3 separate regions of the Homo sapiens genome follow, and regions 1 and 2 are each linked to region 3. A link is a contact called in ENCODE Hi-C or POLR2A ChIA-PET data. All regions are on one chromosome and are shown on one strand. The core of a region is the stretch at or near the end of the contact, and the rest is flanking DNA. Distances in the headings are between cores, read along the strand shown.

Evidence for each region. A loop is a pair of places that touch in the nucleus more often than their neighbours do. ChIA-PET counts read pairs that join two places held with the same protein, here RNA polymerase II (POLR2A). Pooled maps may share reads with other maps.
Region 1: a pooled map shows a loop between it and region 3 (11-fold over the local background). The contact joins the enhancer-like site here to the promoter of RNF128 in region 3. A Hi-C loop is called at or near these places in 7 of 50 pooled maps. POLR2A ChIA-PET finds 5 or more read pairs at or near these places in 3 of 52 experiments (WTC11 and activated T-cell).
Region 2: a map of psoas muscle shows a loop between it and region 3 (2.8-fold over the local background). The contact joins the promoter of RIPPLY1 here to the promoter of RNF128 in region 3. A Hi-C loop is called at or near these places in 1 of 168 maps with a recorded cell type or tissue (psoas muscle).

Annotation. Positions count from the first base shown.
Region 1 is chrX:106,481,662-106,485,994 of GRCh38, forward strand. No RefSeq gene overlaps it. Among named protein-coding and RNA genes, the nearest start is that of RADX, 130 kb to the right of the region's middle. RefSeq lists an enhancer at 2,652-2,921. Within about 2 kb of position 2,715, at least 2 of the 41 ENCODE cell types and tissues checked have a DNase peak (open chromatin) inside an H3K27ac peak, as active enhancers do.
Region 2 is chrX:106,900,635-106,904,668 of GRCh38, forward strand. RIPPLY1 (ripply transcriptional repressor 1) reads right to left here and starts at 2,707. Exons shown (of 4, transcript NM_138382.3): 1 at 2,499-2,707; 2 at 1,506-1,581; 3 at 840-904; 4 at 1-274. The coding sequence starts at 2,653. The coding sequence ends at 115. It also overlaps a transcript of CLDN2 not described here.
Region 3 is chrX:106,724,848-106,729,074 of GRCh38, forward strand. RNF128 (ring finger protein 128) reads left to right here and starts at 1,854. Exons shown (of 7, transcript NM_194463.2): 1 at 1,854-2,550. The coding sequence starts at 2,067. RefSeq lists an enhancer at 1,701-2,289.

The DNA.
Region 1 (4,333 bases), core at 1,465-3,964, 240 kb before region 3:
GGCTTTTCTGAGTATGGATGCTTTCCTTTGGCATTCACATGGATTACATAAATGTTCTGTCTGGCTGCAGATATAGCTTTCCAGAGTTCCTGGCCCAATAGAGGGGTGCCTTTTATATACCAGTAGTCATTCTCCATGAATTCAAACAGACAGCTGAGCTGTTTTCACTGACACTAACCCAAGTGTCAGTGAAAATACAATATGCCATTTCTCTATGAGTATTATATAGGACAAGGATGGCAGTATTCAAATCAGCCAATTGTGCTGACTGGCCCTCACTGCAGGAGGTCTTCCAGGGCTGTCCTTGGGGCTTAATTACTGCCAATACCCAGTGAGACCATTAGCTTTTACTTCAGCTAAGCCATCAGTAATCCAAGGTCAATCATCCTTGGGGATTTGGAAGTGTGATCACCAGATAGCAAAAGGCTTCCCTTGTGAATGAGCAAGGGGAGGTTCAAAAGCCTCTAAAGGTATGTAACCTTTTTGTATATGGAGGACACAGTTGTGGGACCAGATCTGCCTCTCTCTTAAATATAATATTTCCATTTAATAAAAGAAGACTGTTGGGCCTTTCTGACTTTATTGTAAGCATCTGAATGAACAAACCCAAGATGGAGGTGTCTGGGCAAAATGTTACCTGGCATTCCAGAATAAGGTTCTCATTCTCCACAACTTCCCATTAGAAGGCCAGTTAGTTATTTCCCAAATGGAGTGTGATGGGTGGCCTGGTCAGGGAACTCGACGGGCACATACAGGTGGAAGCAGTCTCTCTTTGGTAGAAGCTCAACACAGCATAGTCATCAGTAGCAGATACTTGTAGTTACAAGGGACCCTTGGGGTTTTACAGGCCCATGTCACTGCCCTAGCCTACCTGTTATTACCATAACCAGTTAAATTTTCTAGATTTTCTGCTCAACACATACATAAGGTGCAACAAACTGTCTGGATGAGGCACATAATGTCTCGAATATCCAAACAGTCAAATTAACTTCTGGGCTCCTTTTTAGGTAGTGGTGAGTCAAAATGCAAGTAACTTTCCCTTTTATATCTTAGAGATTGATATTTGAGCCTTAGCCCACATGGCTCTCAATAATTTGACTTGGGTGGTTGGTCTCTATATTTTATTAGGAGTAATGAGCCACCCCTTGGCTTTCATGCAAGTCAGCAAACAGCCATTACCACTTGTTCTTTACTGGGGCTTACCAGCACAATATCATCAATATATTGGAATCAAGTTATCCAAGAAAGGAAAAAGAACTTATTCCATACATCTGCACGCTCACTGATGGCAAACACCAAGAAAATATAGCTTCTCCAGATATAGCATAGTAATTGTGTGGGAGCTACAGGGACAATGGCTAAATTCAGCTGGCAATAAGCCTCCACCTCCCATTCACCTGTTTCACTAGACACTCAGGGCCATTGTCAAGATATAAAAGCTTTCAACACTCCTACTGTCTTTAAGTCCTTCATTAAGGCCTTGATTACTTTCTCATCTCCTGGAATTCTATATTATTTGTGTAGTGTAATACAGGAGAGAACTGGAAGTCTAGTTGGTGGTTTTGGTGTAATCTTCTCACTATCATCATATTGCAAGATGCTCTTTTTCACAAGTGGGAGAATCCCCCTTCTTAGACTCTATGAGTACTCACAGTAAATGCATGTAAAACAGCAATAGCAATTATACATCAAGCAGTAAGAGTAACAGCAGTAGTGGGAGTCTAAGTGACCACACCCAGATGGTTACAGTTAATCCCCTTTTCTGTTTCACTACATCGCCAAATTCAGCCAATTCACTGGTAGCACTTGTCCCTCAACAGAATCTGATAAGAGAGTTATTTAAGCACTGGTATCCAAACAAGCCACAAAATTTCTCATCTCCTACCTTTACCCCATGCCACATTGTACCCTTGCAGAGGCATATGACCTCTGGGCCCCACTGGGGACAGAAAGACCTTGACCTCACGCTTAGTCCCCCTTCTTCAGATCACGATACATGGGCTTAGGGTCCAGCAGTGGAAATGCTGAAGGAATGATAGCCAGTTGGCTACTATAGGATAATAATGAGGAAGTGAGAAGCCAGTTGACTATCATTCTATGGTAGCCAACTGGCTTCTTGCTTCCTCCTATAAAGACGGAACCCACAAATGGGGTACCCAGACTACCAACATTTCTATCCAGCTAACTAGAAATGGCTTCTTACTTCCTCCTATAAAGAGATATTGATCTCCATGGAGAAATCTGTCCCCACTGAGGCACTTTAAGTTTCAACCGGATAAACAACTGCCTGTTTGTGCCCCTTCTCCCTATGCCTATAGCTCCTATCTGGACCCAGTTGCTTCAGTGCTCAACCCATTAATCTCTTCTTTGAGAAACTCTGTTTTACAGCCAAATCTATATTGACTTATGGCTAGGTTCCTTTGTAGGGGATTTATTCTTTTTCCCACTGTTCTTTATTTTATCTCAGATTACAGAAATTTTGCTTAGATGAGGATGGGTCTGTCTTTCTCTTAGGCATTTTTCAACCTACAATCATAGCCACCTGCACAGGGTCTCGAGGTACTAACAACAAAGTTAGTCATCCACTTTCACTTTAGGGAGGCAGAGAATAAACACTTATCAGGCATTCTCTGGATGAAAGGCTCGTTATCAAAATTAGCATTCTGCCCATGGTACAGTCATTCTGGAGCAGCTACAACCATCATGTTTTGAACAACTTCCTCCTTGGTATTCTCCCCAGGTTCAACATAATATCGTCATTGAAATAGAAATTGAAACCAGCAAAGCCATGGTTTGTGACATGATTCTGCCCTGACTGAAGAGTCTGTATGAATCATATGTGAGAAGGCCTGCTTGCTACCATTCACTCTGTAAAGCATAACCGTTCTTCTTTCAGCACGAGACGCACCAACTGAATCTCTAACAGCACCCCACTCTTTGGACAGAAGTTTTATCAGGTTTCCCTCCTTTGCCTCTTGGGTGCATCTTACTACTCTGCATGGGGTTATATTGCAGTTACAGGAATAGTAATCGTGGTTTTCAAATGGGGGAAAGTTGTGCTTTTCTCTTTGACAGGAATCAGAGGTGTTTCCTTTGTCCCCTACTCTGTAGAAGAGGATGCCTTTTGAATAGTTTATTGTAATCTGACCTCTTACACTCAGTGTCTATTCATCAACTCACCTCATGTTCAAAAAGCAGACCATTTACCTTCCCCTTAATTTACTATTTGGGCAGACACAATCCCTCCTATCTCCCAGGGAGCTTCCTTACATCCCTGAATTGTCCCATAGGTCCCCTGCCTTTTCTCTTTCAAAAAGTCATTGTCTATATTGGCACCTTGCTTCCTATGCCAATCCTTGCAGAAACTCATTCATATAGGATGGCATGGAGTAGCTAGACTCCAAAGGAAATGATTAAGTAAGCAAGCATATCAGTTTGCCACACTCCACAAGTGCCAAAAGAAGACAACAACATTTAATGGCTCAGAGCAAAACAATTTATTATTTACAGCACATCAAACAGCAGGAATATCAGCCTGGTAGCACCAATTTACCTGTCTCCAACTTCCACTATGCAACCTGGAAAGAGCAGGTGGGCTATAAACACTGGGTTGCACCACAGCTGAGCAACCAGAGCCAAGGGTTTAGCACCTTTCTATAGCAAGCAGTTAACCAGCCAGTCATTTTCTTCTAGGAGAGAGTAATCATATAATGGTTCTGCTGGGTGTCATGTCATGTCAGTAATTCTCCTTTATTCTCCCTGATTCCCATTCAAAGCCTCAAGATCTACTCCCACATATGTTCCCAGGGTTTGTGCCAGTATATTTGAGCCAGGTTTTCCATTTCTTTTGGTTGTAACATCTTTCCTCCAAGAGCAGGGACTTTACTTCCCAGCTCTGCCTATAATGCTAATTGGTTTGGTTGCAATGAGAGTGCAGATGTTGAATGTGCCCTTATGTAAATCTCCTGTGTTGGTAATGTATTTTCAGGGTCTCCAAGTCTGAGGAGGTTGCTCTCCTCTAGCAAGTCAGAGGGGCAGGTGTAGGGGAACTGCTGCTGATCTGAAAGATTAAGGGGAATCTGGTAGTTCAAGATTCTCAGGCTCTTCCATGCAAATCTCCCTAATCCAAGTCTTACGGTTACTGTTTTTCATGAGGTCCCTGATTTTGACATAGGAGACCTCTTCAAGTTATATATCCAGTGCCATTTTGAATCTCTACCCCCCTTACAATTAGCTCCCAGCCCTGATTTTCAGCACAGTCTTCCTTGCTGCTGCAGATGAGGCTCTCTTTAAGCACAGCTGTATAGAAGACTTCTGGATTTTACAAGGGCCT
Region 2 (4,034 bases), core at 1,457-3,956, 180 kb after region 3:
CTGGCTGCCTCCATTTGGATAGGTTAGGGGTGAGGAAGGGGGATGAGCTGTGGCGCTGTAGGGTATGGACCCTGGTACCCTCACACACCCTTCTGGCCCCTTTTCATTGGCCTCCTACTTCTCTTCTTCATCCTCCTGCTCTTCATCTTCCTCTTCTTCTTCGCTGTCTGAGTCCTCGTATAGGTTGATGGTTGCCTGGACAGGAAAGTTCTGCAGTAAAATCTCCCCAGCACTGTACAGATAGTCGAAGGAGCGGGATTTAGGCCAGAAGAGCCTGTGGACAGAGAAGAAACATGGCCCCTAACAGGTGTCATATGTGCAGAGGGGCCAGTAGGGCCAAGAAAGAAGCTGGCCCCTAAACCCCTTCTCTTGGCTGCAACAATGAGGTCAGAGGGAAAGGAAGAAAGAAAGTTTTGTAACAGAACCTTCTGCATTGTTACAAAGTGGCCCCACGCAGGAAGGTAAACCCTTATGGACCTATAGTGGTTGGGTCGGGGGCCAGCCCCAGCATCTGTCACTTATGGCTCTGACTCCACCTGCTACCTACCCCAGAAAGCTTCTAGCCAAGAATTCTCCAGCCCTATGGCCCCATCTCCTTCCACTGAGGATTATTTCACTGACCCATCCATGGGGGATCATTCTTGGGCATCGTTAACAATGCCTCTAGAAAAGACAGCCTTGGCAAAGTCCCTTAACCTCTCTGGGCTCCAGTTTTCTCTCCTATGAAACAGCGATCATAGATAGCAATTCCTCCCCTCTCCTGCTTCACAAGACCTTTGTGAAGATTCAAAGAGCTAATGGATCTATGTCAAGTTTGGAGCTTCATGCCAGAAGCTTACCTGACAGGGTGATGGAACTTGGATTCAGCCTTGGTGACCTCAGCAGCCGTTGCCCCACCAGCAGCCTGTCCAAAGCAAAAGCTAGCATGTGGCTCAAAGTACATGGCTAGATAACTTCCTCCTCTGTACTAGAGGTCAGAAAGCTGCAGGTAAAATGATCTTGAAGAGACCTTAGACATCTCTGGGACCCAGCAACCCCCAATACCCACCCCTCAACAAGGGGTCTCTCTTGGTTCTGGTTGAAAAACAAGCAGACAGAGTCCTGCGGGTTGTTTGCTTCCCTGCCTCTGTTCCAGCACCTGTTTGGAGGCTCTCCAGGGGACAGTGTTCTACTGGAGCAGCAAAGATTCAGGGAGATCGGGTGGGTGGGAGAGCACTGGAGTAAGGTGCCAGGAGACGAGGCCTCAAGCACCAGCACTGCCACACACTGGCTGTGGGGCCTGCCCAGATCCCTTGCCCACTCTGAGCTTTGGTCTCCTCATCTTTCCAATTGCCACAGAAAGCTTGGATCTGCTCTCTGTTGGAATCAAATGTTGGCAAAACTGTGAGGATGCTATCTCAGATCTGCACCTTTGGACTGAGGTCAGGGGCTCTCTGGGAAGTGACCTGGTCACTGTTAATGCATGTGGCTGCATGTGAACACACGTCACAAGGGCTCGAACTCACCAAATCCACCAGCTTCCTCATCTGCCTTGGGGAGTCATTTGTGGAAGACAGCCAGGGCCTCCAGAGACAAGTTCCTCTGGGACAAAGAGGAGAGATCAATCCGTAGAGGAAGAGACTGAAAGGTGGGCTCCCTGAGATAACAAGAGACCTCCCAAAAGCTTGGCTCAGGTGCCATCTGCTCCAGGAAGCCTTTCCTAAGGCTCCTGAGCCCATTCCAGGACAGATGTCCCTCCTCTCGGCTTCAGCAATGTTATTATTGCTTTTATCATGCTGTTTTGTAATTGTCTATTTACTTGTCTTTGGGCTTCTTAAGCTCAAAGATATGCTCAATCGTATCTGAATCCTCAACACCTAGTACAATGTCTGGTACACAGTAGCTGTTTCAGTAAATGTTTGTTGAAGACTAAATGTTTGGAGTAATGAGTGGGGGCTAGATGGAAAATATCTTGCCTCCTACTTCCTGCTCCAAGATGTAGAACTCAGAGCTCTACCATCTTCCTGGGCTGAAGAAGAGGGCCAGAAATGTTCCTGGGTCCACTGCTTCCCCACTGGACTTGCAGAGGTAGGAAAAAAGCAAATGGAAATCTTATGGCGTGGTCAGGAAAAAGACAATGTCCCAGTCAAGGGCCTCTTTAGACTTTGGTCCTCTTTCCCCAAACTCCCCACCCCCACAGTCTAGATTGTGTTAAGCCCAGGTTTCATGGCAGTTCCCCATCCCCCTCAGGGGACTCAGCCACCTGGCCTATGAGGACCTGGCTGCTTCACCTTCAGCTTTGGCAACAGCTGTCCCCAAGTCCCCTCTTGCCACCCAGCGGGATTAGTGAGGTGAAAAGTCAGATGAGATATTCCAGCTAGAGTTGAGGAGGGAGGGCTATGAGGCCATTGCTTTTCCCCTTCACAGAGAACAGGGTGCCCTGGACATCTCATTTTCCTTCCTCTCTCAGGAAGCTCTCAAGCCTAAGTTCAGGTTGCCAAAGGCTAAGCTCAACTTACCTTTCACTCCCATTTACTTCTTGTCCAGAGGAGAGAAGGCAAGATGGGCTTAACAGGCCAGGGAGTGCCAGTGGGGCTTGTGCTAGGTCTGGAGCTAGGGCCAAAGCCAGGGCTGGAACAGGGGTGGCAGCAGCAGCACAGGCAGCAGAGTCCATTCTTAGGGGACCAAAGCCAGTGGGGTCTCCTACTTCCCAGAACCTTCTGCACTCTTTTGGCTTTTCCTGGGAGACCCTTTTATAAGCCCTGCCTGGTCTTATAAATTATTCAGGGAGGACAGGGGTGGGATGACTTGGGAGGGGGATAAAGATTTAGGGAAGGGGCTCAGGGAGGGAAAGCTGGGTTACCTGGGTGTGAAATCTCTCCCAGTTGAATAAACATGGTGTCAGTGGGAGGTGAGGGATTTGCTTTGCCTCCAAGTCAGAAAGAAAAACACAGAAGGGGCAAATCGCACACCATTTGTGTGAATTCCCCAGGGAGTAGCAAGGCCTGAGAGGGGAAGGAGAGGAGCTCATTAGCACTCTGAAACCACAGAGATGTCAGGGACAGAGGGCTGAATAGACAGGCCTTTAACTAAGCCAGTTCCTGGCAAGAAGAGACAGCTGACCCCTTTAAGGAGAGTGAGGGACTCACTTGTTATTTCAGCTCAACCTCAGATAGATTTGCCAGGTGGACCTGAATGTAGGGTGACTGCCATTAAGCATATCATCTGGGTTAGGGAAAAAAGGGGCATTCTGGGCAGAGCAGGCCCAGATGCTTGTTGGGTAAACCTTAAGTCTTCTTTCAATGCCCCTCAGCCCCTTACTGATCAGTTCATTTGTCAAAGTGCCCCCTCCAGCCTCAGCAGTAAGTGGTCCAGTGAAGGAGAGCAGGCAGGATTTCACAGGGCCTCTGGGTGAGATTCCAAACCTCAGAGCTTAGCTTCCAGTTCAGAAGCCAGGGTGCTGGGGAGAGGCAAAGTTCTGCCCGACTACAGAGCTGCCGAAGGACCAGCCCCAGCCCCAGGCCTCAGTTCCCTCATGTAAGAGATGAGGGTGCTGGCCCAGTGGTCTCATAGGACCATGCCAGCCTGAACACTCTCTGACAGGGGCTACATAAATGGGTACTGAACCCGGGCAAGCCCAGAGGCCTGAGCACAGTCCTCGGCCTTAGCCAGCCTTCTGGGCCTTTGCCAGAAAGCTTCTAGTTACAACTACTGGCAGGGACCTTATGCTTCAGAGGTCTCGAAAATATTCCTCCTGACCTCAGTGTCCAGCCCCAGCACAGATTTAGCTTCTTGGATGTTCATCACAGTCTGGTTTGTAATGGTCAAAAATTAGAAACAACTTCAATGTCCAATAATAGGAAACCAGTTACATTAATTAGGGCAAATCCTTGCAACTGAATGCCAAGCAGGTGCTCACAATCATGTTCTGGGAAGTATAATTTTTCAACACAGAAAATGGAAAAAAAAATCAGATGGTAAGATAGCATGACTAATTTAAGGGCTCCTCATTTCTCTGTTCACCTACCCCCCATCTTCACCCCACTTCCAATTCT
Region 3 (4,227 bases), core at 604-3,103:
AACTAATTTATGAGCTTCTTGATAGGAGAGTTGATGTCTTATTTGATTTTGCACCACAATGCTCAGCCCATGGCTTATGGCAGATGTACAACAAATATTTAAGAAAATAATGAATGGAAAAACATTAATAAATGTCTCTCTGAACTTCATTTTTGTAGCTATAAAATACCTTCTTTCTTCTGAACACATTGTTTCTTCAAAGTACAATATAGTTGGCTGTCATTCAGGTAATATCAATTGAATTTTGAATGCTCTTCACCAGCAAAATCAGACAATTTCTGGAATTGTACCATTTCTCAGAGGTGGTTGGTCCTACCCATTTTTCCCCTAGGTAATTTTTATCTCAGAGATTACCATCAGTATTTGGGGGTACCATGCTATTGGTCTCATATACCCACTTTGACCTCTAAAGTCCTTTTCAATACCTAAGAGTATATGTTTCACAAAATTGCACATTTATTTATGTTCTAGGTGTTGTTTGGTATATGATGTTAATTTTCCTCTAGGTTTCTCTCAAGCCATAAGAGTATCAAGTACAGAATTGGTCCATGCTTAATCTTTGTAAATAACATTGATTAAGTAAATGCTGGGCCAGGGATTGAGGGGAGTAATTGATCAGAAATTTAACAAATGTTGAGCTGCATAAAGTAGACTGTATTTATTTGAACTGAAAAAGTGGCTAAGACTGAACATCTTGAACATCATTTTCTCTGATATTACCTCAAATTAAAACTTTAATATTATTTTAGAATTGTGTCTCTGAACCTGTTTAATAATTTTAACATGTTTTTTATATTGCTAAGCATTGTTCTAAGTGCTTTATTACATGTATTAACTCATTTAATCATCTGAAAACTCTGTGAGGTAGGTGCAATTATTATCCCCCTTTTACAGATGATGAGGAAACTGAGCCACAGGGAAGTTCCCCAAGGTCAAAAGTTATTCATAACTATCAGACAGCAGGTATATTAATTCAGCTTAATTCAAGGCTCATTTGTTAACCATCTAGTAAATATAATAGTTGACAGGGTAGACAAAAATTGAATACTTAAGCAAGGATAAATCGTAATGTAATAATGCCATGAGTGAATCGCCTAGGCGAGTCAGGCTCCTTTCAGTTAGTGGGAAATGGAGAAAGATTATGTAGTTAAGGTCATGAATAGCGCAGGAACATCCGCTAGGGTAAGTCAGGTTTGTGAAAAATGCAGAAGAAAGGCTTGGTTCTGAGGTGTGTGAAAACAGTCATTCTTTTGTGAGGACTAAAATTAGTTTTAGAAGAGGCATCTGATGCGGTACATGAAACCTAGGGTAACGGTGAGGAAATACACATGTATGAGGCTTCTTAGGAGCAGGGAAAGAGAAAGGTGCCATTTGAAGTCAGTAAGAAAGGGTAACAGCGCGCTTTTCCTGCCCTTCCCCCCTCTAGAGAATCAGTAAATAGCCTGATTCTACTCAAATTCCTTCCCTACCCAAATTCCCTTGACTACAACTCAGACCCTTTGGATCTGCGCTTTTTAGAAGTACTGTACTTCACATTCTGGCACCGTAAGCCCGAAATGTCCTTTAGGCAAATGTTAGGAGGGAAAAATGTATTCTTGCAATTCAAAACCGACTCGAATCCTGCCAGAAAGCTTTATGTTTGCGGACTTTATCGTTCCTCGCCTGTCCGTTTTTTATAAAACGACGCGACACACCTAGCCACACAGCCTCAGATCCTATTCTAACATCGATCCATCCTGTTACCCTTTTAAGAGGCGGATCCCGCAGTGTCCTTTCCTCCCTCCCAGCCACCTCTACCCCCAGTCGGCTGGGCGGAGCTTCACGCTAAAGCCCCAGAGCCCGACGCGGCAGCCGCGGTAGCGGAGAAGACTGGAGCTCCGAGGAGCTGCATCTGCGGCAACCTGTGTGCTGACGCTACGTGCCTCCTGGCTCCGACGTAGCTCGCAGCTCCCCAGTCTCACTCCATTCCTTCCCCACCTGGCGCGCACCTGCTCAAGACCAGGGTCCTGCCAAGCGCTAGGAGGGCGCGTGCCAGGGGCGCTAGGGAACTGCGGAGCGCGCGCGCCATGGGGCCGCCGCCTGGGGCCGGGGTCTCCTGCCGCGGTGGCTGCGGCTTTTCCAGATTGCTGGCATGGTGCTTCCTGCTGGCCCTGAGTCCGCAGGCACCCGGTTCCCGGGGGGCTGAAGCAGTGTGGACCGCGTACCTCAACGTGTCCTGGCGGGTTCCGCACACGGGAGTGAACCGTACGGTGTGGGAGCTGAGCGAGGAGGGCGTGTACGGCCAGGACTCGCCGCTGGAGCCTGTGGCTGGGGTCCTGGTACCGCCCGACGGGCCCGGGGCGCTTAACGCCTGTAACCCGCACACGAATTTCACGGTGCCCACGGTTTGGGGAAGCACCGTGCAAGTCTCTTGGTTGGCCCTCATCCAACGCGGCGGGGGCTGCACCTTCGCAGACAAGATCCATCTGGCTTATGAGAGAGGGGCGTCTGGAGCCGTCATCTTTAACTTCCCCGGGACCCGCAATGAGGTCATCCCCATGTCTCACCCGGGTGAGTGCAGCTACTAGATTGCACCCCTCCAGACCTCTGCCATGGCCAGTTTCTCTTATTTTCCTCATTGCCCTCCTCGTCCTATCCCCTTGCTCCGAAGGAAAGTGGGTGCTCTTTCTGTCCCCACGGAGTGGGGCAGGGTCCTCCCCGAGATTCACCAGGCCTGGGTGTTGGGCAAAAAAAAATCCTTCATTTGCCTCTCTGGTGGAAAAGGGTAAAACAAACCGGGTGCAGAGGCTGGCAAATCAAGGACTGTTTGAGCTCTTTGCGTTCCCTTTTCCTGGTTTTTCACAAGGGTGTCTAGCCTTGGATTAAGTGGTGGTGGGCATCGGGTCTTAAATGACCGAGGAGATCACCTGGAAATCTCTTCCTCACTCTGCTTTTTAACAACCTCAGACTGGCAGCAGATTTTCCCCTCCTCTCCCTGTTTTTCTCTCCATGTTTCCTGGGTATCAAATACTAGATTGTGCTACTGTGCCCTGTTAACCTCATTGCAATTTTGGTGGAAACTTTGCTTAGTTCTTGGGTTCTTCTCTGCCCAGTGGTCTCAAGTCCCAAGTGACTTGGTATCAGTGCTTTTGTTTGCTTCTGAAAAATCTGATTTAGGTTATTGAGTTGCAAAACAGGTGACTAACGTTCTTGAAAAAGAAGAGGTTTCTGCATGAGGATAGCAAAGGCCTAGACTTTGGAAAAAAAAATAGTCCAGGTAGTTCTTAAATTCTTGGAGATGGTATGAGGTTACTATTTTTCCCCGTCGGTTATCCTTCCACAAACTTCCCTATTTGTGATTAGGTATCCATACCTTATGTATATAGTTATCCTAGACCCTAAAGGACAAAGGGGAAAAAAATGGAGAAAAAGAAAGAGACACGTGTAATAGCAGTGTATCATAGTTTTTAAGAGCTGGGCCTCAAGTCAGAGCTTGGTTTAAATTCCTACTCTGTTGCTTACTAGTCCTGTGACCTTGGGCAACTTATTTCAAGTCTTAGAGTCTGGGTTCTCTCATCAGTCAAATGAGAATGAATAATAAGAAAACTTATCCACAAGTTTGCCTTCAGGATAAAATGAAATAATGCCTTAAAGAGTTTAGTGCAGTAAAGCACATCATCCACTCTCAGTAAGGGTTAGCTGATAGGATTAGCCTTCTGGGAGTCACTGGAAGGAAGAAGCTGCTTATTTGACTACTGGAGGTTTTCTGTTTTTCTTAAAACCTTATGACTGAACCTGCCTAGAGAGCACTTGTATTGAGTGGCTGGATGGCGTAATGGAAAGAACACTGAATTGGAACTCAGGAGATTTGAGTTCTTTTAGCCCCTTCTTTGCCTCTACCGACTTTGTAACCTTGTACAAGTTACTCACATGTCAAATGATTGTATAGGCAGTGGAGGCCAAGTTAGAAGCGTGTACTGAAACAAAACAAAAGTAGATGAACTCTAAGATCCCTTTCAGATCTAAAATGCTATGATTTTTAGTTTTTATATTGATTAAAGGAGAAACTGTATCTCTCTTGGCCGATAATTCATTGATTAGAATGAATCAGTAGCTTTTAGAAGTTACTGAAAATCAAGAATAAAGACCTAATAAAGTTTATAGTCTTTATATTTCAGTTGACTGTCTAATAGCAAGGGTTTGACTTTGTCTTCTAATGAGATTCATTTGCATGAATGATTTGTAATT